Regions from separate parts of the Mus musculus genome. Here region 2 is linked to region 1. Evidence: chromatin loops called from intact Hi-C (ENCODE). Cell type or tissue: left cerebral cortex. All regions are shown on one strand. Each heading gives the region's core, and the rest is flanking DNA. Links, peaks and the distances in the headings are about the cores only. Region 1 overlaps Cox4i1 (cytochrome c oxidase subunit 4I1). Region 2 overlaps Fbxo31 (F-box protein 31).

Region 1 (15,813 bases), core at 3,726-11,725:
CCTGGAATTCATTATGTTACCCAGGTTGGCATTGAACTCTATGTGATCTTCTGATCACAAGCTCCCAAGGGCTGGAGTTTGGGGCACGTGTAACACACTCAGCTGATTATTTTCTTCTTGCTCTAAACATTCTGAAGTACAGACCTTGGCATAGACTTCAGAACGAACTCTATACATCCCAAGGTGGCAGTAGGCTGGAGCCGGGCATGGAGGGCACCACACCATTAAGGGAACAGAGTCCCTGGCACAAGTCACCTGGTTTCCTGGGGAAGCAGGCCAAGAGTCTTCTAGGAGCCACAGCTCAGGACAAGAACTGTGTGGCAAGGGGATGTCCAGGCTAGCGTCACACAAGGACAGGCTCTGGCAGGCATTGGGATTTGCTGCTTATAGAACCCTGCACCGGGACCTTAGTTTGAATGCTAGCTGATCAGCTCTGTGCTTGGTCACCAAATTATTACTGGGCTTCTCCAGAAGGTGTAAGTGGGCCACAATCCCATCCTGACAGCAAGCAGGAGCAGGACCACGACCCACACACACACTACCCCCCCCCAATACACACACACACACACACACACACACACACGCATGCACCCAAGGCCTGGCTCTGGGGGCGTGGGGGGTGTTTCCTGCTCGGTTGCACCCCATGGCCAGCTCAGCCTCTGTGCCAACGCCAGGCAGCTGCGGCGTCCATGGCTTGTGGTTGCCTCAGCCCCAATCTGGGCTCCTGGTTGCTCAACCCAGCATGTTTTTCCTCTTTTCCTCTTCTGCTTTTCCCAGGCTGAGTCCTGCTGCGTGTGGGCCCCGGGGCTCTGCGGGCGAGCACACAACACACCCCAGGCCCGTTTCCATGTCCCTGATTGCTTTTCCCTCCCCGGGGTTGCTAAACAGCCTATGAAGAAAGCCCTTTCTTTTGCCTTTTTATTTTAAGGAAGGAGTGTGGTGACATCTGTCTACGGAGAGGCTCCATGTCCAAGAGACCAGCCCCTGCCTAGAGGTATCTGTTTCGTCTCCTCCTCAGAGGGTCCCAGGAGAGTCTAGTGACGCCTTCCTTCAAGGGTTCAAGCAAGGGAAGTCTCCGATGCTTCAGTGAAGAGTCACCCAGCACTCACCTACTGGGCCTGAGAAAGGAGAGAAGAGGAGCCTATGGGATCGGGGTAGAGGCGAAGCTGAGCACAGAGCTGTGTTGTTTCAGAGGCCCCTGCCTTGGCCTTTGTGACGCATTTCCTTAGAGCAATGGTTCTCAACCTATAGGATGCCACCCCTGGGGGGGGGCGGTTGATTGACCCTTTCAGAGGGGTTGCATAGCACATATTCTGCCAATCAGGCATTTACATCACGATTCATAACACTAGCAGAATTACAGTTATGAAGTTAGCCATGAAAATCATTGTATGGTTGGGAGGTCACCATAACACGAGGAACTGTACTAAAGGGACCAGAGTTAGGAAGGTTGAAGCCCGCTGCCTTAGAGTCTTAAGGAAAGGACCTGGTCGGCTCTCGTTCTAGCTCTGAGTGAAAACAAGGACATTAGCTGGGTGCTGTACCCTGTGAGCCAGAGGTGAAGACACTGACCTCCTCCGCAGCTTTCCTCAGAACCCAGGCAACTGCACACAGGCAACGGAACAGCAAAGCCAGGCCCTGCTTCAAGGCCCTGGGCGTGGTTGTGCTTTATATGTAGGTCATGCCTCAGGCTCCCAAGGGCCTTCTAGTCAGCTTCCAGGGGCCAGGCCTGTTAGGCCAACCCACAAGTGGCTGTCCCTCCCCCTCTACAAGAAGAACCTTGACACACACCCTGCATGAAAGGAACCTGCCAGGTTTTTCCGAGCACCAGAAGAAAAGCCAGGCTGCTGACATCTGAAATAAATACCTCCTGTCTTGATCCCTGGGTCTGCGAGGATCTTTATTCCATAAACATCTGAGAGGGCTGTCTCTCAGCAGAAACAGCTTGGCCTCCAGGCGCCTAGGCCCTGGCTTCTATTACTATGTATGCGAAGGTTGGGGGGTGGGAGCTTGTGGCCAGGGGCCAGCACACTTCTTTACCAGCACAACCCTGGCAGCAACCATGGCTTCATAAGCATGAGGGGCTGGCCCTGAAGGTGGGGCACAGCTGCCCCACGCCTGTGTGCTCTGGGAGCACAGGACCAGTGTGAACTCAGGGAAGCCCCTGCACAGGTATGCAGGAACTTTTGAATGTTTTAAAGCTGAGTTTCAGCCTGAGATTCGTAGAGTCTCCAGGCCTAATGGCCTAAGGCAGAGACCCACTGGGTATAGGTCTCTGCTGCACACCAGGATTTAAGTTCCGTGTGTATTCAGGAGGGGTGGATCCTCAGCTTTTAGGGTCCCAAAAGTCCGGAATCTATATGCCCAGCCTGGTCTCCTGTTATAAATGAAAATGCAAAAGACAAAACTCAGGTGTCACACAGCTGGGATCTGGGCTCTCAGGAGGAGGTGGAGGAAGCAGAGTTGGGGGTTAACGGTCATCCCTACTGAATACTGCACTCAAGGCCAGCAGGGGTCCTAAGAGACCCTGTCTTAATAATAATAATAATAATAATAATAATAATAATAATAATAAACCCAACTTTAGCCCGCTTGAGTGAGAAAAAGAGAAAATGAATTGGCTGGCTATCAGTGACAAGACACAGGGATAGCTGGCAGCCAGCAGGGTGGGGTCTGTGAGGTCCAGGAGTGCAAAAGCCACAGTCTAACTCTGAATATGGGGCCCTCTGCCCTGCAGTAAGCCCAGACACACCCTCCTTGCTCTGCCTGCAGCTGGAACCGTCGCCCAGCCTCTAGCAGAAGTCCTGGGAGCTGGAGTGGCCATGTGGAGTCTGTGTGAATAGGGATGGCCAGTGGGCTTAGGCCAGAGATAACGAGTCACCTGCACACCAGCAGTGAGCAAGGGGTGCATGGCTGGCCACAAGAAGGCCCAGCGGTGCTCTGAGAAATGGGTTTGGGAACAAAGTGGGACAAAATGTGCCTCCTGTGTCCAGGAAGACAAACTCCCAAGGCACATTCAAGATGTGGTGCCACACATCTCTAACTCCAGCGCCTGGGAGATGAGGCAGGAGAATTGCTATGAGTTTGAGGCCAGCCTGAGTCCCACAGCAAGTACCATGAAGCCAGTGCTATAAATGAGAACTTGTCTTTAAATAAAAAGGGGGGGGAGGGGCTCGTGCACAGGTGCTGAGATTGTGACCAGTCCCAGTCCCGGGCAAGGCCAGCTGCGCCCCTGCTGCAGAGGTGAGCTTCGGGAAGCAGCGCCATCTACTGAGGGCTGGGCTCCTAACACCGTGGGTGTGACCTTGTGTGCAAGCAGGATCCCAATGAGACGACTCCAGATGAAAATGGCCCTTGATTGTATTGACGGCTGTCCTTATAAGGCATCGTTGAGGAGATGTGACAGACACAAGGCAGATAGGAGAGACTAAAATGAAACACCAGAAGTTGGACGAGCCTGCTCCACCCACCTGGACCTCAGACTACACGAGTGTGAGAGGAGGAAACTTCACTTTGAACCCTCACCCCAACCCAGGTCATTGCTAAACAAAACTCCAAGGAGACACACACACACATCAGTTCTGCTGTCTTCCTGAGGATTCCTACCGCTAAAAAACATCATAACCAAAAGCAGCTAAGGAAGAAAGGCTTTATTTCAGTTCTCGAGTCCCAGGTTCATGGGGCAATCAGGGCAGGAATTTAAGGTGGGAATTGGAGGCCGCATCGGTGCAAAGGCTATGGAAGGATGCTGCCTCCAGACTTGCTCTGCCTGTTAGAGCGCCCAGGACCACCTGCCCAGAAACAGCACTGCCCACAATGGGCTGGGCCCTCCCTCCCACAACAGTCACTAAGAAAATACCCCACAGGCTTGCCTATAGGTCGGTCTGGTCTGGAGTATTTTCTCCCTTGAGATTCCCTCTTCCCAGATGGCTCTAGCTTGTATCAAGCTGACATGAAACTAGCCAGCACGTTGAGCCTGGCTCTGACCAGATGATGTAAACCAGGCACCCCAACACGAGTGCAAGGCCAAGAACCCCAACATCCCAACATGGAACTCCTTCCTCCACAGTCCTCACTCCACTCCTCATACCCCAGCCTCCCAACCTGGGGTTTTCTGAAAAGGCCACAGGGACATTTGAGGAAGTACCGGCCATGAAGGCTGGGAAAGTCCTCTGGGCCTCATGACTCCACTTCCTAGGTGACCCCAATCTGAAAAGACGTCCTCCTCCAAACTCTCCTCAAGGTCCTTTAAAGGGGAAAAAACACATGCCATGCTCCCCAGCCCTCCAGCCCAGCCCAGTCAGCACATGGATGGCAACCCGGGAGTGACACCGGGAGTCAAGCTGTCAGGAGCCACAAGTCTCCACACACAAAACCCAGCATTAAAATCCCCAGGGGCCACACCCTCTAACTGCATGTGGTCAGCTCCAGACGGTGGCACTCTCTGCCACCAGAACAGTGGCTAGTCTCGGTGGCCAGCAGAGAAGCCAGTTCCTAGCCATCTCTGACTAAACCAGCTTCCACGGCTCATGCGTGTGAGGCTTCAGTCTGACCTGAGCCCATGCTGTGAACTTCAGGCTACTCTTTAAGGATGATCAGAGCCAGGCTGTAGAGATGGCAGATCAGGGATTGCTCCCACCAGGACTTTCTTGTCTACTTGACAACCAGCATATAGAAGCCACCCACTTCTACCAGAACTATGCTTCCTGCCCACTATGCCCGGAGTAAGAAGCACGTGGCATAATTGGTAACATGGATAGAAGGAAGCATGCGGGGCTGGAGAGATGGCTCAGCGGGTAAGAGCACTGACTGCTCTTCTAGAGGTCCTGAGTTCAATTCCCAACAACCACATGATGGCTCACAACCACCTGTACAGCTACAGTGTACTCATATGCATAAAATAAATAAATAAAATCTTTTAAAAATAAAATAAAGGGGGCAAGTTATCAGCCCCATTAAGCTACATTAAAGGAGGAGGAGGAGGAGGAGGAAGAGGAGGACGAGGAGGAGGAGGAGGAGGGGGATGCATGGACATCTTACACAAATGGAAGGACCAGGCGCTAGCTTGTGCAGGGGGAAGGCAGTGATGGTTATAGCCACATTCGTGGTAACAGTTATTGATGGTGATTCGAAAAATTCGAGTGAATACAATGATAGAGATGGTGACCATGGTAGTGGTGATTATGGTGGCGTAAGCCATGCTATGGCGGTGCTGATGGTAATGGCAGTGATGATTCTGATGACAGTTGGTATTGATAACAATAGTGTTTGAAGTGACAGTGGCGGTTGTGGTGGTGGTGAGGATAAAACTTAGAGTCCCCTCTAGAGCTTGGGTTCCTCAGTGGGAGCTGTACCCCACATATTCTATCCTTTTATGTTCATAGTGCCTTGCACATAGTAGGTGCTCAAAAATACATTACCCAGGTATTACTTTGTTCTTCGAGTTGTTAAAGCAGAGGAGTCCCCACACCAGCTGGCCCCAGTGCAAGCACCTTTGAAGTGGACCTGAAGTGAGACCACACCTCAGCAACTCTGTGTCCAGAGCCAAAGGACATCAAGACAAGAAGCAAAGCCTCTGACCCAGGCCTCGCTCTTCACCGCAAGCCCCACGTTACCCATCCACACACTGGCCAACCTCCCTGAGTTTCCATTTCCTCGTTCCTCAGGGCAGCTTGCTGCAAAGAGAGGCGGAAACAGCTGGGACAGATGGCAGCACGTGGTCAGAGGTAAGCTGAAATGTCTAAAGCGGCTGGCAATGCTGGCCCATGGCCTGGTGATGCTGGCCCGTGGCCTGGCAATGCTGGCCCGTGGCCTGAGGGTAAGCATCTCATCCTCTCTTGGGCAGAGTTATAGCACACTTAAAGAAATGACTGCAGGGAGGCCAGCAGTCCCCCCTCCCCGTGTGGGGGACAGGTCAGTGTTCCTGTAGATGGAGATGCCTATGTCCCTTCCTTGGGGTGGCTCTGGGTCATCTGTAGAAGTAATTATTTCTCCTTAAAAACTACAGCAGTATCAAGGAAGATACACAATTCCCAGGGATTGTCCAGATCAAGCAGAGGACTCACAGATGTGGCCAGGGAGAACACGCAGCAGGTAAGGCCTGGTCTGGGAACCACAGCTTGTCCTCAGAGACCCACATGCTAGGAGAGGGTCAACTTTCACAAACTGATCTGGGACCTCTGCACAGGTGCTGTGGTGTACATACACTAACACAATTAAACAAATGTAATTTTAAATGGTTTTAAGTTTGAAGAACTTGAAACCATTTTAAATTTTAAAACCACCCTAAATTTAATTTTTTTTAATTTCTAAGAAATTTAAAAATTAAATAGCTCAGACCTTGGCATAGCGGGTTTGTGAAGGCGAGGTACAGGGGGGCAGGAGAGCCACTGGAGACCCAGGCCTAGCACGGAGTCCTTGCACCCCCTGCTGTTCACTCGGGATGTGACCGCCAGTTTCCCATATGTCAGTGATTTTTTTCCTGTGACTGAGAAATTATGGCACATGCCTTTAATCCCAGCACTTGGGAGGCAGAGGCAGGTGGATTTCTGAGTTCGAGGCCAGCCTGATCTACAAAGTGAGTTCCAGGACAGCCAGGGCTATACAGAGAAACCCTGTCTCGGAGGAAAAAAAAAAAAAAAAGCAAGCTTAAGAAAGAGTTGATTTGGGCTCATAATTCACGGCAGGGAAGCCATCCTTGAGCAAGAGGCAGTTGGCCACGCAGCATCCGAGGTCAGGAACAAATGGTGAGTGTCGGCACTCAGTTCACTGTCTTCCCTTAACTCAGTCCAGGGCCCCAGCCTAGGAAATGGTGCCGCCCACTTTTAAGATAAGGCTTCGCACCCAGTTAACCCTGTCAAGACGATCCCTCATGGGTGTGCTCGGAGGCTTTCTCCTAGATGGCTCTGGATAGCGTAGAGCTAGTCATATAACCATCATAGGCTATGCATAGACACTAGATTACAGCTACTTGCTAGGTGGTGACAAACTCTGCACCCCTGCCCTTCCAGCCTGTCCAAAGGCTGGGGCTCCCCATTAGGTAGGGTGGTGACCCCCAACTTGCCTAATTTCCAGGAAAACCAACAGGCTTATTAATGTCAGTTTGCCCCCTTGGACCCTGTTCAGCACCTCAGGGATGGAGGGGCCACACCTATGTGAGGCCAGTTTCCCAGGGGAGTCCTAGAAGTGAGTGTGCAGTGACTCAGGTCACTGGGGAAACCTGACAGTCCACAGCACCAGACTATCCACCTTTGAGCTCTTATCACTGGTTGCCAGGTAGTCCTACTACCACCTGCACCGTGACAGCAGTGCAAACTCCAGATGTCCTGAGAGTCCTGTGTCCCGTTCCTAAGGAGGCTCTAGTGACCATGAAAACTGTTCCACCAGGAACCACAGGAATTCAGGGGCCTGCCGGGCATCCTGTGTGAGCATGTTACAGGTTTGCTGAGCCTATTCTACCAGTATTGCCTCGGGACCCCATGGGTGTCAGCAAACGTCATGCAGCACTCAGAGCTGAGTTGTCACAAGGATGGTCGAAACTCACGGTTAAATGACCACACTGTGGAACTTCACTGCAAAAACTGGGAAAGCTTAGGGAAACCTCACTGCCTTGGATTTTTACCCTCTGTTCAAAATCCTCCATTTTGGAAAGCGCAAGCAGCCAGCGACCAGTGGATTGCCACCATACCAAGCGACTATCAATCATTGGATGATTTTTCTTTTCTTTTCTTCCCTTTTTTTTTTTTTTTTAATGTATGTGAATACACTGTCACTCTCTTCAGACACACCAGAAGAGGGCATTAGATCCCATTACAGATGGTTGTGAGCCACCATGTGGTTGCTGGGAATTGAACTCAGTACCTCTGGAAGAGCAGTCAGTGTTCTTAACCGCTGAGCCATCTCTGCAGCCCAACCATCGGATTCTTAAAGGAACAGTTTCCTCAAGGATGAGAATACCTGCTTTCTATGCTCATCCCCAAGTCTCACCTCGTCCATGCCTAGATCAACCTGGCACAGGTGTTTTCCGAAAGGAGTGGAACCCAGAATATCCCTCCCAAAGCAAGATGCTGCCCACAGCCTGCACTAGCTCAGCGGGCAGCTGAGGGAGACCCTGAGGTATTTAGGTCTGGCTGATTTCAGTGCTGACTTCATAGGGGAAGGGAAGCAAAAGAACAAAAAGATGAAGTAATTTTAGAAGCCCCCTCGAGGTGGGCCCACCCATAGGGTTTGGATGTTTTCCCTTACTAAGCACTTATGAAGTACCTATGTCCCAGGCAGTGTCCCAGGTGCTCCAACAAGACCAACATGGGAGGCTCCCACGTCGTTGAGTCTGAGTTGACTCCCACATCAGTCAGTCTTGGCTCAGATTTCGGATGCTCCAACTCTACACGGTTTGCTTAGATCTCCGAGCGCCCCCTGCTGTCCAGAGCTGAGAATACAGTGCATGGAAACAGCTGTGGTGGGTGCCAAACTCAGGAGACAGGGGCCAGTGAAGAGGCCCGGGAGCAGAAGACAACCCTTTGAAAAGGTATCTTTAGGCCCTTTTCTTGGCCAGAGCTGTGTGTCTCGGGAATGACAAAGGACGTAAGCATGGACCGGCGAGGTGGTTCCTCAGGAAAGTCTCCCATTGCAGAGCCTGAACGGCCTGAGTTGGACCCCCTGTGTAGTAGAGAACTGATACCCACAGGTTGCCTTCTGACCGCTGCACACTCAACATAGCACCCACGTACCCACCCACATATACAAAGTACATACTAAACGAATAATGCTCTCGATGTAACAGGATCTCTCTGGATGTAGTCCTGAAACTATGTAAACCAGGCTGCCCTCAAAAACCTGGCTCTCTTGGGTACTGGGATTAAAAGCAGGAACCACTACACTGCTAAAGATGGTTTAGGGTTGGATGTGGTGGCACATGCCTTTGATCCCAAAACTCAGGAGGTAGAGGCAGGTGGATCTCTATGAGTTCAAGGCCAACCTGGTCTACAAAAATGACACCTGAGAAACCCTTGTCTCAGGAAACACAAACCAAAAACACAAGATTTCTTTTTAATGCTGTGTTTATGGGGGGCATGATTCTGGCAGCGCAAGTGCCGGCAGAGCCCAGAAGAGAGCATCAGGTCCCCTGGAGCTAGAGTTACACAGGCAATTTGGAGCCATCTGACGTGGGTGCTGGGGACCAGACTCAGGTCCTCTGGAAAAGCAGAACATGTTGCTAACCACGGATTCATTTCCCCAGCTCTGAAATCACTCTTCTTTAAAGAACAAGCACAAAGCCTGGAGATGGAGCTCAGTAACCCAATGCTTGCCTGCGCGTGTATGAGAGGCCCCAGGTTCAAGCCCTGTACTGCTCCAGAAGGGGTAGGGACATTTGCGCTTGTTGAGACCCTTCCCTTTGGAGAAGACTTTATGCCATGGTGTGGGCCCCAAGACTCCTCCACCCCAGTCCTGGGGAAGCTTCAGAGGAGGTCCAAGGTGACTTCCCACCAGCCCAGGCCTAATGGAGTGCGACCCCTGCCAGTGCTCAGCAGTGGCCGCTTCTCAGATGCCAGCGGCGGCAATGTAAGTGGTGCCCAGTCGGAAAGCAAAGAATATAAAAGTGCAAGGTGACCAGAAACAAGGTGACCAGAAAGAAAGGTGCCGCACCTGGGTGCACAGGAATGAGCAGAGAAGCGGCAGGTGCACAGCCAAAGGCCCACCACTGGCCGACGGAGAAACAGCATTCTGCGCATGCGGACTAGACATGCTGCCATAAAAACAGTGCAGTAGAGCTGGGCGTGGTGGTGCATGCCGGGATGCTAACACTTGGGGTGCTAATATCAGAGGGTTGTCATGAGTCCCAGGGAAGCATAAACTATCTTGGAAAAAAAAAAGGACATTTCCTAGCATTCTGCAGGATGGTTTGGCTCTGATTTAGGTCCACAGCAAAGGGAAGTTCCATGTCTTTCAGTGGCTCTGACAGGAGCTGCAAACCTAGGGAAGGATGTGAGAAATCTTCACGACGGAGCTGTGCTCCCAGGCAGAAGGTCCGAGCTGACTCGGGGGGGGGGGGGGGGACCTGAGTTCCTGAGAGACGTGACACTTCAACCCTCTGACTTAAGTCCTCCATTGAAAACAACAGCCATCACTGTGACCTGAATTTATGTAACAACAACAACAAAAGAGAGAGAGAGAGAGAATGGAACCAAAAAACTAGTATCAAGTATACAAGTTTCGGGGCTGGTGAAATGGCTCAGTGGGTAAGAGCACCCGACTGCTCTTCCGAAGGTCCGAAGTTCAAATCCCAGCAACCACATGGTGGCTCACAACCATCTGTAATATGACCTGACGCCCGTCTGAAGACAGCTACAGTGTACTTACATATAATAAATAAAAAAAAAAAAAAAAAAAAGTATACAAGTTTCAATGAAAACCCATGACCGGTCTCCTCCACAAACCACTAATCCTACAATAAGGCTCCCAGTAAAAACCTGGAAGCCAGGCATGGTGGCACATGCCTTTGACACCAGAAAGGTGGAGGCAGGGGAGAGCTCTGTGAGTTCAAGGCCAGCCTGGTGTACAGAGCTAGTTCCAGGACAACCAGGACTACATAGAGAAACCCTGTAGCAAACAAAACAAAACAAAAAAAAAGAACGATTATATGTTTGTCCCAACAACTAAGGACATTAATACGCTCCCAGGAGAAAAAAGAAAAAGAAAAGTGGATGTCAACTCAAACCCTGTGTCAACGAGAATGACTCATCACAGGCTAGGATTGCTGAACCCCAATTAAAACCATGTTGAATATGAAAATCTCAAAAAAAACAAATAAAAACAGATTTTTCTAGATTATGGAGAAACCACAGCGGGACCATGGCTCCTGCTCGGCTTGCTGTAGCCATGCAGAGAGCCCAGGCCCTGCTTGACTTCTTGGACCACCGTGTCACAGCTACGCTTCGCTAGGCCCCCCTCTTGCATGAGCACCGTCCAAGCTCAAGGATCTCTTCCCTTCCAGACAGGGTCTCTGGTGCTTACATGGGACAAGGTAGTAGGCTGAATCTTCCAAGTCCTCATCAGGGGCCAGGCCGGCACTCACAGAGCCACTGCTCTGCAGGCTGCAGCTCTGCTGCTGCCAGCTTGTGGCAGAAGTTGGAACATGAGGCATGCTGGGCAGTCATCCCTTTACCGGCCACATCCCAGCTTTCTCACTGCAATTTGGTTGTCAGGGTCTACGTAGCCCTGGTTGGCCTAGAACACTCTGTCAGCCGGACTGTCCCCAAACTTACTGTCATCACTCTGGCTTTGCTTCTGCCTTCTAAGTGCTGGTGTGGAGACAGTGTCACCATGCCTGGCCAGCTGTTAGAGCCTGGCCTGCTCTGCACAGCCCCAAAGTTACCTCTATTCAGTGGTGACAATTTCAAGAACTAAAGTAACTCCCGGCAATTTCTGTAGGCTACCACACAGGATTATGTCAGGCCACCTGTACTGGCTGGTTTTGTGTCAACTTGACACAGCTGGAGTTATCACAGAGAAAGGAGCTTCAGTTGGGGAAATGCCTCCATGAGATCCAGCTGTGGGGCATCTTCTCAATTAGTGATCAATGGGGGGAGGGCCCCTTGTGGGTGGTGCCATCTCTGGGCTGGTAGTCCTGGGTTCTATAAGCAAGCAAGTTGAGCAAGCCAGGGGAAGCAAGCCAGTAAGGAACATCCCTCCATGGCCTCTGCATCAGCTCCTGCTCCCTGTTCCAGTCCTGACTTCCTTTGGTGATGAACAGCAGTATGGAATTGTAAGCAGAATAAACCCTTTCTTCCCCAACTTGCTTCTTGGTCATGATGTTTGTGCAGGAATAGAAACCCTGACTAAGACACCACCCTAACAGGATTTTAAGACCATGTAAAAATGTCATAACCTACAATCTCTCAGACCACCATAGTAGTCAGTCTAGTTTCAATTTTTTTGCTTGTTTGTTTTTCAAGACAGGGTTTCCCTGTGCAGCCCTGGCTATCCCAGAACTCAGAGATCTGCCTGTCCTTGCCCCTGCCTCCCAAGCCCCATGCTGGAAGTAACCACTGCCTAACAGGTTCCATTTTTTTTAATTAGGTATTTTCCTCATTTACATTTTCAATGCTATCCCAAAGGTCCCCCATACCCACCCCCCCAATCCCCTACCCACCCACTCCCCCTTTTTGGCCCTGGCGTTCCCCTGTACTGGGGCATGTAAAGTTTGCAAGTCCAATGGGCCTCTCTTTGCAGTGATGGCCGACTAGGCCATCTTTTGATACATATGCAGCTAAAGACAAGAGCTCCCAGGTACTGGTTAGTTCATATTGTTGTTCCACCTATAGGGTTGCAGTTCCCTATAGCTCCTTGGGTAATTTCTCTAGCTCCTCCATTAGGGGCCGTGTGACCCATCCAATAGCTGACTGTGATCATCCACTTCTGTATTTGCTAGGCCCCGGCATAGTCTCACAAGAGAGAGCTATAACTGGGTCCTTTCAGCAAAATCTTGCTAGTGTATGCAATGGTGTCAGGTTCCATTTTTATACACTCTTCCTCAACAAGTTAAAACGCAAGTCCCCTACTCAGAATATATTTACCCATCACAGTGGGTAGTAACTTCTAAGTGACAGAAACTTCTGTCACGTAGCCTGGCGACCTGAACTTGACCACAGCAAAATGAAGGGCGAACACCAAGCCCCACATTGTTCCCTACACACGCACCTGACATCACACAGAGTAATGATGCAAAAACCTTAAACCCTCCTCACTTCCACTGTGAGAAACCTAGCCTCTCCGGAGACAGGTACCTTCATCTAGTGACTGCCAAAGAATGAACCACACAGACACCACGTAAACTGGTCTTTTATTAGCATGGACCATTGGATACGGCAGCTTCCAGCATGCCGAGGGAGTGAGGGAGGCAGGGAGCCGGCAGGCAGCGGGCTCTCACTTCTTCCACTCATTCTTGTCATAGTCCCACTTGGCGGAGAAGCCCTGAATGGGGTTGGCCTTCATGTCCAGCATTCGCTTGGTCTGCATGGCCACCCAGTCACGATCGAAAGTATGAGGGATGGGGCCATACACTGTGGAACAGAACAACTTGGTGAGGAAGGCTGCCCTGCCACCTGCCCAACCCCTCTCTCACACGGGCTTTAATCCAGGGCACTGTAACTCCTATCTCAGAACCTCCCTCGATTGTGAAAGGTCAGCAGGGAAATCCTACGGATTAAGCTGTCAGTGGCAGAGTCTGCAGGGTGGCCCAGCACACAGCTAGGGGTGCCACTCAGAGGGCTGGCATGTTAGTAGTCTGCAATCACACTCAGGAGGGGAGGGCCTGCTCGGAATGCAACACAACCTGACCCAGAGAGGATGCATGTCAGAGAGCAGGCAAGCGCAACAGTGTCCAAACACTATGGAAAAGGCCGACATCCCAGACTCCAGATGCTTGGGAACAGCCAGCCACGCAGCCAATGGGTCTCCTAGCTCACACTATGCAGTCCTCTGTGGACATGAGGCTTAATTAAGCTACAGAACACGATATTCTATACAAAGCAAACCATCTGGCCACAAAGGCACGCTGCAGCTCATAACTGTTGCCATGATCACAGCATCTCTATCTATGTGGGCTTGGAGGCCACATAAGACCCCAACAGCACCAAGAGCTATAGCTGTCCTGGGCCTACCTCACCCTCTGTACTTACCATAGCTCTTCTCCCAAATCAGAACGAGCGCAGTGAAGCCAATGAAGAACATGGCCATGCCCACAACTGTCTTCCATTCATTGGTGCCCCTGTTCATCTCGGCGAAGCTCTCGTTAAACTGGATGCGGTACACTGAATGAGACAGATGCAAGGTAAAGAATACCTACAGAGGGCTCAGCCCCTCCCTGAATAAACCCATCCCAGGGACTGCACAGGCTAGGCTAGAACACACAACTGTGCACACACCTGCACTCACACACCAGCATACATGGAAGGGGAAAATGAAGAGCTGTGAGCACAGCCCTCAGACACGAGGTCACATGACTGTGAGGTCACATGGCTCCCGTTTGGCCAAGCCAGCAGTATGGAATGGGTATCTAGAAGCCCAGCTGGGAGAGCTGACCCAGTGCAATCGCCTCCACACACTACTGAGTGTTTGTGCACCCCCTCTGATACCCACACTGAACTTTCTCATCCCTGGAAAGGCTGCTCCAGTCGGCCTTCTCCTTCTCCTTCAGCGCCTTCTGGCTGGCAGACAGCATCGTGACATGGGCCACATCAGGCAAGGGGTAGTCACGCCGATCAGCGTAAGTGGGGAAAGCATAGTCTTCACTCTTCACAACACTCCCTACAACACATTGGAGAGGCCTGAAACCCCGTGTGGACGGCAGTCTAGGCAGAAGGGCGGTGACGGTCAACGGTTAAGACGGAAGCCTGACCTAAGCAGCCCCTCGGTCACCAGGGGCAGGACCAGGGCTGAGGGTTGTTAGTCACACAAGCAACTGGACTAAATGGAGACCCAACCGCAGGGTCTCATACTCAGAACATAAAATTCAAAAAGGGAAAGGCGACTGTTGCAGAGTCTTGGTGGTCACCGTGACCCTGGCAGCCAAGGACTTACCAAGTGCCTACTGGTCACTGAGGCTAACTCTGGACATGTCTGGATGGCAGTGTCAGGAAACAAGTAAGCACCTGTACCCCCCCATGGGCTCACACTCTAAGTGAGAACTGAGCAGTACAGGAGGCTTGGGTCCCACTGGAGGAATGCACGTGTGTCAGGAAGCAGAGGGTGGCCCTCGAGACTCTGAGGGAAGACTGCTGTGCTCAACAAGCAGACTCACGGCAGGTTAGTTCTGTCTTCCTTCCCATGTTTCCCACTTAAAACACTCAAAACAGTCCAGTCAGCCCAAAGTGAGCAGTGGAGAGTGCCAGCCTGAGGGGAGGCTCCAGCTGCTCCATGGAACCATCACAGTGAGCGTGGCCTCACCAGGACAAAAGCTCAGGCCACAAGAACCCAAGCTGGATGGTGCCCCCAGGGCTTCCTGTTGCTAAAGCTCTAACTTGACCCGGCTGTCTGCAGGACAAAGCTTTGCAGAATGCTTTCCCCAGGTCATGTTGGTACACAATAGACAAAGCCTTGAGCAGTGCTGCGTGTGGTCCTTCTGTGTATTTACTTTGGTGCACAAAAAACCAGTGAGTCTCCATTCTTCTGCTCAACCCCACCCCAACAGACCCGCCGGGATTACTCTCCCACCTTAACCCTCAGCATCCCATAAAGTTGGCCCTGACAGCACACGCTGAACCCAAGCACCCGGCAGGCGGAAGCAGGAGGAGCTCAAGCTTGAGACCTGACTGAACAATCACAAAAACACTGTCCTAAAACTAGGAGACAATGATCAGAAAAAGAACGGCAGCTACTGAACTTTCCTACCAACACACACACACACACACACACACACACACACACACACACACACACACACACGCACGCACGCGCCCTCAACCCTATGCCTCTAGGCTAAAGGACTGCAGGCTATTGAGATAGATGTAAATTAGGGTGAGAATGTTCTAGAATCAATCAACTATGATAATGGCACATACCAGCAACTACACTGAAATAACGAGAAGTGACTTGAGTGACCCAATGTATCGTGTGAATTACAGCTCAGCTATCAGACTGCCATAAACTCTCATGGTCTCAGAGCATTGCAGCCATAAAGCACTACATTCTAGATCAAGAGTGGGTAAGTTGTTTTCTAGGCGCACTTGAGAGCTTTTGTGCCTCTTCCATGGGTCAGAGGAAAACAAAGGCTAAACCCTCCTCTTTTAAAAGGTCAGGGTCAGAGGTGCAGAG
Region 2 (8,000 bases), core at 1-8,000, 880 kb before region 1:
TTCACTCCCCAGAGCCTCTCCCTCTAAGCTCAGCATCCCTGCCCCCCGTTAGCCTCTCTTCAGAATCCATGGGGCTCATATGTCCCACACTGCAGTCGGGTGGCTGCGGGGCTGCCTGACCCTCATTACAAGCTAGCAGCACAGCTTGCCCCCCAGGAGTGATGAGTGCCGCAGCCTCATCCTCACAGGGACGCAGCTGTGGACGCTGGCCAGGTGTCAGTGTCTCGTGACAGCCCATGGAGCACACAGGGATGGCGTTCCTCAGAGCTGTGCTCCTCTGTCCTGAGGGAGAACCCTCCCAGGTACAGGGTCTGGAGACGTTGTCGTGTGGTGGAGGCAGACAGGCAGGCAAGGACAGCGGCGTTCTGCTGTCTGGCTCTGTGAATGTGCTGCAGCTGCAGGGCCAGCCTCTGCCTGCCTCTTAGCACCTGGGTGTTTGCTTTGCATCAGCCAGAGCGTACTGCACACTGAGTATGGGAGCTGAGGTTCTGAAAGTCTGCAAACACTCCTAAGCTGGGCCTGATGGCTGAGGGGAGTCAGCCTGAGCCCCTGAACAGGTGGCCGCTCCAGCCAGTCTGGATTCAGCAGTGAGAGATGTGATGTCTTAGAACACACATCGTGAGGACAGGAGAGTGTGAAGCCGTGCCTCTGTAGGGACAGAACCCTCCACGACTTTACGGACCTGTCAGCCATACTGCTCTCCCACTCCTGGATCCCAGGGGCCACCAGAGTTTATGGCTGCAGCGAGTCGCAATAAACGTGGAGACATGCCCCATAGTGCAGCTGACCTGGCCAGTCTGGCACTGTCTGACCCCCCAGAAGTAGGAGTAGCAGGAGGAAGAGGATGTCAGGTCACATCACATGGCAGCCGCTCACCTGTGAGGGGACCCTCAGCCTTTCCTGCTGTGTCCGTTCAGGTATAAATCCTCGAGTGAAGTCAGGACGCTTCATGAAAATTCTCCCCGATTATGAGCACATGGAGTACAGAGATGTGTACACCTGCCGTACGTACCTCACGCCCTGCGCTGTGGCTGCTGCTGCTGCTGCTGCTGCTGCATGGGCGATAGCAGGCGGGTGGGTGGGCGGGCAGACTCGCTTCCCACCCTGGGAGATGCTGTCCCGGCTTTTTCTCCTTTCCTCTGCTGCAGCTGTGGTGGGTCGCGCTGAGTGGTAGCCTAGGCTCTCTGTGTATGGACTGAGTTTCCACAGTAGCTTCTAGGGTCTTGGGCAGCCCTGTAGAAGTTAGGTCAGGTTCTGCCTCCCAGCCCCGTGCTCCCAGAAATAAGACTCAGACTCAAAATATGACAGGTGCTGCAGCCATACAATACAAAAAGACGTTCTCCACAACACAGTTGTTGGTTTAGGCAAGAACAGCTCACTAATATTTTTTTAATGCAATTGCAGAAAAAGTCAGGTAGAGCAGAGAATAAAGGCCTCTAAAGCTCCTCCATTCTAAAATAACACAGAACTGGGCTCAGCGCCACGTGCCTGTCAGCCTAGCACTCAAGAGGCTGAGGCAGGAGGATTGCTGTGAGTTCTGGGACAGCGTGAGGTATAGAATGGGACTACCGTCAAAAACAAAACAAGACTCCCCTCCTCCCCAAAAAGGCCCCAGAAGAAATGTAAACCAACATCTGCGTTTATTAGTTACTTGTGTGAGTGCACAGGACATTCCTGTGTACTGTCCCGGTCCTCCCCTCCCCTCCCCTCCCCTCCCCCCATGTCAGACAAGGGGTGGATAAACATGCTTGCCCTGTTGCCTGGTTACCTGAACTGACTCCATCCAGTTGTCTGGCCTCCAGGTTCCTTGTGGCACATGTGTACACACATACAAATAAATAAGATTTAAAAAATAAAAATAAAAAAAGCCACCGGCTTTCCCTCTCTGACTGGGCGCAGGAGACTTTTTTTTTTTTTTGATGCTGTGAGGATTGGGGAGAGGATTTCAGCTGTCAAGAAAGACCAGAGCTGGAGAGGTCTTGCCTGCCGTTCCTGCTCTTGGTGGAGGCAGGAGAATTGGGTTCAAAGCCGGCTTTGGCCGTATAGTAAGCAGGAGGCGAGTTCTATTTCCAACAACCACCCCCCACCCAAACAAACAGGCTGTGAATGACCTTTTCCTGTCTAACAAAAGCAACGACAAGCTTGTGACTTATTTCCCAGAGTGCCACCAAGGTCTGGACACCAGGTTCTGGCTCCCCGAGGGGACAGTCCCGGCTTTGTGACATGCTGCCTTTGTCTGGTGTGCTCCTGGGCTGTGTTGGCACTTTGAATAGCTGCTAACACACACCTTTGCTTACATTGGCTGGCACAGAGGTGGACTGACTGCCAAGGTCATGGCCAGGGTATGGGAAGACTTGGACATGGCAGGGCACGGGACCTGGGAGGGCTGGCGGTGTGCAGATTGCAGACACTTCCCACACGGTGTTGGACGGGGTTTCTAGAACACTGTGTCCTGGGCCCAGTAGCCCTCTCTGCTGAGCAGAGAGAGAGCCGCAAGTCCTGCCAGCCCCACCGGGTTCAAGGGAGGTGGGGAGGAGGGGCGTGGTTCTGGGAAGCCTTGAGGACAGCTGGCCCCATGTAGGGCCACATGAGATATTTCTGGAACTGCCTGGATGCTCAGCCCTCCCGGCGGTCTGTGAAGAGTGTGGAGTCCTCCTCATTTCTGGGTGGTGCTGCTGAGTGCCTGGACTTCAGCCTCCTGTTTGGTGGCCCTGCGGCTTGTCAGTGGCAGGGTGGCGGTGGCTGTCCAGCCAAGGTTCAAGTACATTTGAGTCACACAGCACTTGGTAGGGGCATCCCTGGTAGTGAGCCCCTGGTGTGCCAGAGAAGAAGAAAACGAGGCCCAGCACCTGACCTCTTGCCCTTTCACCTTTGGCTTCCAGGCACGTAGCGCCAGCTGGGCTCTCAGCGGGCTCTCTCACCAGCCTGCTGTGACACCTTGCCACAGGAAGGCTTTGGGAGCAGGCCCTACCTGGGCTGCTGCCTGAGGGGGGACTTGTGCATGAAGATGAAGGCCCTTGGACCCCAGGCTCCTGGGCTGGATGGGCTGAGAAGAACCTTGAGACATGTCCTGAGGGCAGGACTGTCCCAAGCCGACTCAAGGTGCCACAGATCTGTGCACTGCCAGTGTATTAGAGTATTCAGGGACTCCTGTCTTTGGATGGAGCTGTTGTCTGTCTGTCACTTAGAGTGACCGTGGGTGCTCCTGAGGTCAGAGGCAGGTGCAGGACCAAGGACAAGGAGGGACTTGGTAACAGGATGTGATGGCCCCTGAGATGCCTGGGCCGCACACTGGAGTGTGGTGGGAAGCCCCCTACGGAGCTCCAGCCCCGACCCTCCCCAAGGAGCCGCTAACACTGACTCCTCCAGAGTGGCGGGGAGCGCCTTGGAAAGTCTAACAGCAGATGCATAGGGTGATCTCATCTCCTGATTCTTACCATGCACCGGGGACTGCTGGCTGTGACCCAGTGACTAGGATGAGACAGGACGGTTAGTCGCATCTTTCTTTTGGACTAGAGGGAAGTGTGGGCCACTCCCAGGCTCAGACGGTCTGCAGAGGGACCTGAAGACATAAACTCAGTTCTTTTCCATCATGGGTGGCAGCCATGTTTGAGGTTTTGCTGTGTTTCAGAATATTGCTTCTCTGGCTTTGTCCTGGGTGAGTCTGGGCTGTCACTCCAGATAGCACAGGACTCGCCCTGGGAGGCAGGTTGGTTCAGTGGGCTTTGTAGGCATTTGTAGACTAAGTGCTGGGAGCAGCGGCTGGTTTCTTCTCGGGATGTCCAGCTCTCTGGCTGGTGTGAGCGGAAGGGAGGAGGCTGGCTTCTTCCCAGGGTTTGTGTGTAACTCAACGTTGGCCCAGCCAGATGGAGTTGTCGTCCCAGTTCCTGCAGCACACGGTCACTAATGTTTGTGAAGGCAGTTGTTTTTTCTCCAGTGATTCTGAAATGGGTCATTTCACCAGCTTTTTTTTTTCTTTTTAATATATATTATTTTTCAATTGTAAGCGATGGCAGAACATTACCTTTTTCATACTCCCTCTTACACTCTCACCTCCTTTTTTATTTTATTTTTATTTTTTATTTTTTTGGTTTTTTGAGACAGGGTTTCTCTGTGTAGCCCTGGCTGTCCTGGAACTCACTTTGTAGACCAGGCTGGCCTCGAACTCAGAAACCCGCCTGCTTCTGCCTCCCGAGTGCTGGGATTAAAGGCGTGAGCCCCCATGCCCGGCTTAATTTTTTTTTTAAGGATTTATTTTATTATATGTCAGTACACTGTAGCTGTTTTTAGACACACCAGATGAAGGTGTCAGATCTCATTATGGATGGTTGTGAGCCACCATGTGGTTGCTGGGATTTGAACTCAGGACCTTCGGAAGAGCAGTTAGTGCTCTTAACCGTTGAGCCATCTCTCTAGTGGGCTCTCTCCTCCTTACGCTGCAGGATGACACAGTGGCCACTCCTAGACGCGTGCCCCCATTACTCTGTACTCCAGGTTCATGTGCTGCATGCTGTCTGTGCTTATGAGTTCAGAGGTGACGAGGCCACCATAGGAAGCTGTGGTCCCTGGGGTTGGTGTGCCTGCAGCCTGTGCGTCCTTGTAGTTCTTTGGAAACGGCTGGTGGCATCACACTTACTGTAGCTGCTGAGGGTGTGGCTGGTGGTTGGTGCATTCAGAGTAAGATGTCCACATTAGTGTGCCCGGCACCTGGCCCTTCCCTGGGAGTCCTGCTTGTCAGTGCAGTGGCTCAGAGGTAAGCATCAAGTCACAGCGGCTTCACTGTAGCTAAAAGGCCGAGAGCCTATGCCTGAGCCGGTGACCCATGCCTTGTCTTTAGAACCCCTGTGATGGTCTTGGGCTGGACCTGGGGGTGGTGGTGGCAGTTCTTCAACAGTGTCCAAAGGCTGGGTTGTCCCTCTCCCTGAATCCCAGGCCAAGGCCTCTGGTCCCTGTCCCTTTGTGGTCCTGTCTGGTTACCCTGAATGTGAGCTGTGCTCAGTAGCCATCTGTGACTCCATGGCCTTCAGGATCATCCTGATTCACCCATCTGTCACCCTGTGAACAGAAGTGGCCATGGTGACAGGCACAGGCTGGACTGTCACCTCTAGTGGCTCCTGGTGGAGGTGTTTCCTCTGCCCCAGGAGCATGCTGGGTAATTGTGTCTCTCCTGTCCCAACAGTGCTTCACCGATACAGACACATTTTGGGGCTGTGGCAGCCAGATATCGGGCCGTACGGAGGATTGCTGAACGTCGTGGTGAGTGGGAGTCCCGTGGTGGGTCTTGTGCAGGAAGTGGCCACACTGAAGATGGGCAGCGAAGCCGCCCCAGGGGTTTCCTTTCAGGGCCAGATGTTACTTTCGGAGTGAACAGAGATTTATTGTAAGCAGTCTTCTGGTCTTCTGTGTGTGCCCCTGGACTGTTTGAGGGCCACAGGGCCCTCAGCTCCTGGATGCAGAAGCTGCAGGCTCGTGCCTGAGGACACAGGTTTGGGTGTGAACTTGTGGCTGAGAGACAGCACCCTGCCTGGCGTGACCACTGTGTCTGCTGCAGGTGGACGGACTGTTCATCATTGGCTGGATGTACCTGCCACCTCATGACCCCCACGTGGGAGACCCCATGCGGTTCAAGCCACTGTTTAGAATCCATCTGATGGAGAGGAAGTCGGCTACAGTGGAGTGTATGTACGGCCACAAAGGGCCCCACAACGGCCACATCCAGGTAGAGGAGAGCTGGGTCCTCTGTGACGCGACATGCATGTGAGGTGAAGGGCTGTCTGTCTTCCTTTGGCTGTCACAGCCCCAGCGCCATCCTGCTGGGCGCACCTTCAGCCACAGCCTTTCACAGTTCTACCATGACCCGGTGGCTGCAGGTTGTGGGTGGTCCAGCTCAGTAGAGTGGGGGACACTGTGTGAGGCTATGTGAAGATGGGGGTTGCCAGAGCCCACTGGAATATTGCCCTTTAAAAAACTTATTTGGGTGGGCATGTATGCATGCCACCTGTGTGAGGATGTCTGTGGACATGCACTCACCTGGGCTTGTGTGTGCATCTTTGTGGAGGTGGGAGTGGCTTCAAGTGTTCTTTGCTGTTACCTGTGAGCCATCCCTCTTGTGTTCTGGTCAGTGTCTCTTGCTGTGACCTGGGGCCAGCCAGTCATGCTGTGCTGGCTGCTGAGCCCTAGAGATCCCCCCTGCCCCCCCCCCCCCTCTACTTCCCCAGCTCTGAGATCACAAGCCTGTGCCCCACACTGCTACCCAGGTCCTCACAGTTCTGCCACAAGCATGCCGGAGGTATCCCCGATGAGGCCAAGTTATGTACCCTAGCCCTCCTAGAGACAGTTCACTAGGTTGCCCAGCCTGGCCTGGGGTTCACCCTCTTACTCAGGCAGAACTGGGGTCTCCTGCCTCAGCCTCCCAGGTAGCTGGTTGCAGCCTGCACCACCACACTGGACACGTTTGGATCTCAGTGGGTTTGGTGGGGAGCGTAGTTGGCGGACACTGGGACTCATCCACCCTCCTCGTCCTTTTCCCTCCACGGTCACGCGGAAGATTGTGAAGAGGGACGAGTTCTCCACCAAGTGTAACCAGACAGATCACCACAGGATGTCCGGTGGGAGGCAGGAGGTGAGTCCTGAAGCCTGGGAGGGAGGCTGCGGAGAGACGTTTGCGTGGCCGGTTGTCTTTTTCTCGTGGGCGCTGGCCTGGCCTCCTCCTGTTGGGTTAGGTAGAGCATGTGAGGGCCCATCGTTTGGAATGGTGGCACTCTGTCCCCCAGCCCTGACTGTGCAGTGTGCCGAGGTCCGCCTTACAGAAACATCCACAGGTTACGGTCTCCAGTCTCCGCGACCAGGCTGAGAGTGTTCGCTGTGCTTTCCCGCACCCTCTGCTGGCGGCTTTGCCCACTCACACTTCCGGAAGCCGCTGCTCCACGGGCAGTCAGGGGGCTCTGAGGGCAGTTCAGAGCGGCTGTCTTCACTCAGGAGCCTGGTGGCCTGAGTGTCTAGGGCATGGCAGCACAGTGGATGCCCATGTGCTGGGCCTCCGGCCATTTGCCCGAGTGAGTTTATATTGCTTTTGAGGTTTGATTTGTGAGCGTCTAAGCCACACCACCATTAAGAGGAACGTGGCATCGTTGAGTGTGGGTGTCTGTTGGAGCCGTTTATGATGGCTAGACCTTAGCCACGTTCTCAGTTCCCAGGGTCTGTGGAGACCCACATGGGTGTTCTGGTGAGCAGCGCTTGCCCTTGGGGGAAGTCCCTGTTCTTACAATGCCATTTAACTCTGTTCTCCTACAGTCGCCGCTTGATGCTTGTGAGACTATTGGAATTCTCATTTTTTTTTTTTCCCAGTGTGCTCTTGTCTGTTAAGACCTTAGACAGAGGTCATGAGCTCAGTCTCTGGAGATGCCTGATGGGATGGGCTCTGGGGTTCTACCTGGCTCGATGGCTTTGAAGGGAGGGTCTTTTCCTGATTACAAATGCAGCGTGCTCCTGGCTGGAGTGAGGCGCCTGTACTTTACGAGGAGCTGGGTGTCTGGTGAAGAGTGAGGCGGGGAGACAGGAAGTACAGCCCTGTCATCCCCGCTGGCTGTCTCCGGGGCTGTTGGGAGCATAAGATGGTGATTGTCCAGTGCCAGGCATGATCACCACTCCTGAGCTGGTTGCCAGGCCTTGATGCTGTCCTTGTGTGTGTAGCTGGGACTCGCCCTGGTGATGACTCTTCTTGACCCCGAGCTGTGTGCTGGAGGCTTCCTAATGACCCCAGAGGCCAGCCTCTGCGTGACGTTAGCGCCAGTCAGCTCAGTGTGACACTGAAGCCTTCCTTTCTCCCACTCAGGTGGTTTTATTTCGTCTGTCACCTATTTGAGGCTTAGAAATAAATTGTGTTCCTTTTAAAATTAAAAACATGATCGCCGGGCGTGGTGGCGCACACATTTAATCCCAGCACTTGGGAGGCAGAGGCAGGTGGATTTCTGAGTTTGAGGCCAGCCTGGTCTACAGAG

What was found. Hi-C counts contacts between places; a loop is a spot of excess contacts. Peaks named below come from ENCODE experiments on the same cell type or tissue, not always from the same donor. Only the 100,000 strongest peaks of a DNase experiment are listed, where the experiment ranks them.
Region 2: it touches region 1 in a loop (3-fold over the local background); 2 of 42 quality-filtered maps call a loop at or near these places.

The regions. Positions count from the first base shown.
Region 1 is chr8:120,671,219-120,687,031 of GRCm38, reverse strand. It overlaps Cox4i1 (cytochrome c oxidase subunit 4I1), which reads right to left. Exons shown (of 5, transcript NM_009941.3): 3 at 14,140-14,307; 4 at 13,680-13,811; 5 at 12,823-13,061. The coding sequence ends at 12,925. Gm39265 (a long non-coding RNA gene) reads left to right here. Exons shown (of 3, transcript XR_879259.2): 3 at 929-1,843. Among named protein-coding and RNA genes, the nearest start is that of Cox4i1, 11 kb to the right of the region's middle. In left cerebral cortex, for the core only: CTCF peaks have their summits at 6,433 (motif pointing left), 8,422 (motif pointing left) and 11,115; DNase peaks (open chromatin) are centred at 5,669, 6,428, 8,401, 11,244 and 1 more place.
Region 2 is chr8:121,557,642-121,565,641 of GRCm38, reverse strand. It overlaps Fbxo31 (F-box protein 31), which reads left to right. Exons shown (of 9, transcript NM_133765.4): 3 at 5,180-5,256; 4 at 5,552-5,719; 5 at 6,548-6,622. Among named protein-coding and RNA genes, the nearest start is that of Fbxo31, 17 kb to the left of the region's middle. In left cerebral cortex, for the core only: a CTCF peak has its summit at 6,883 (motif pointing left); DNase peaks (open chromatin) are centred at 2,555, 3,455 and 3,797.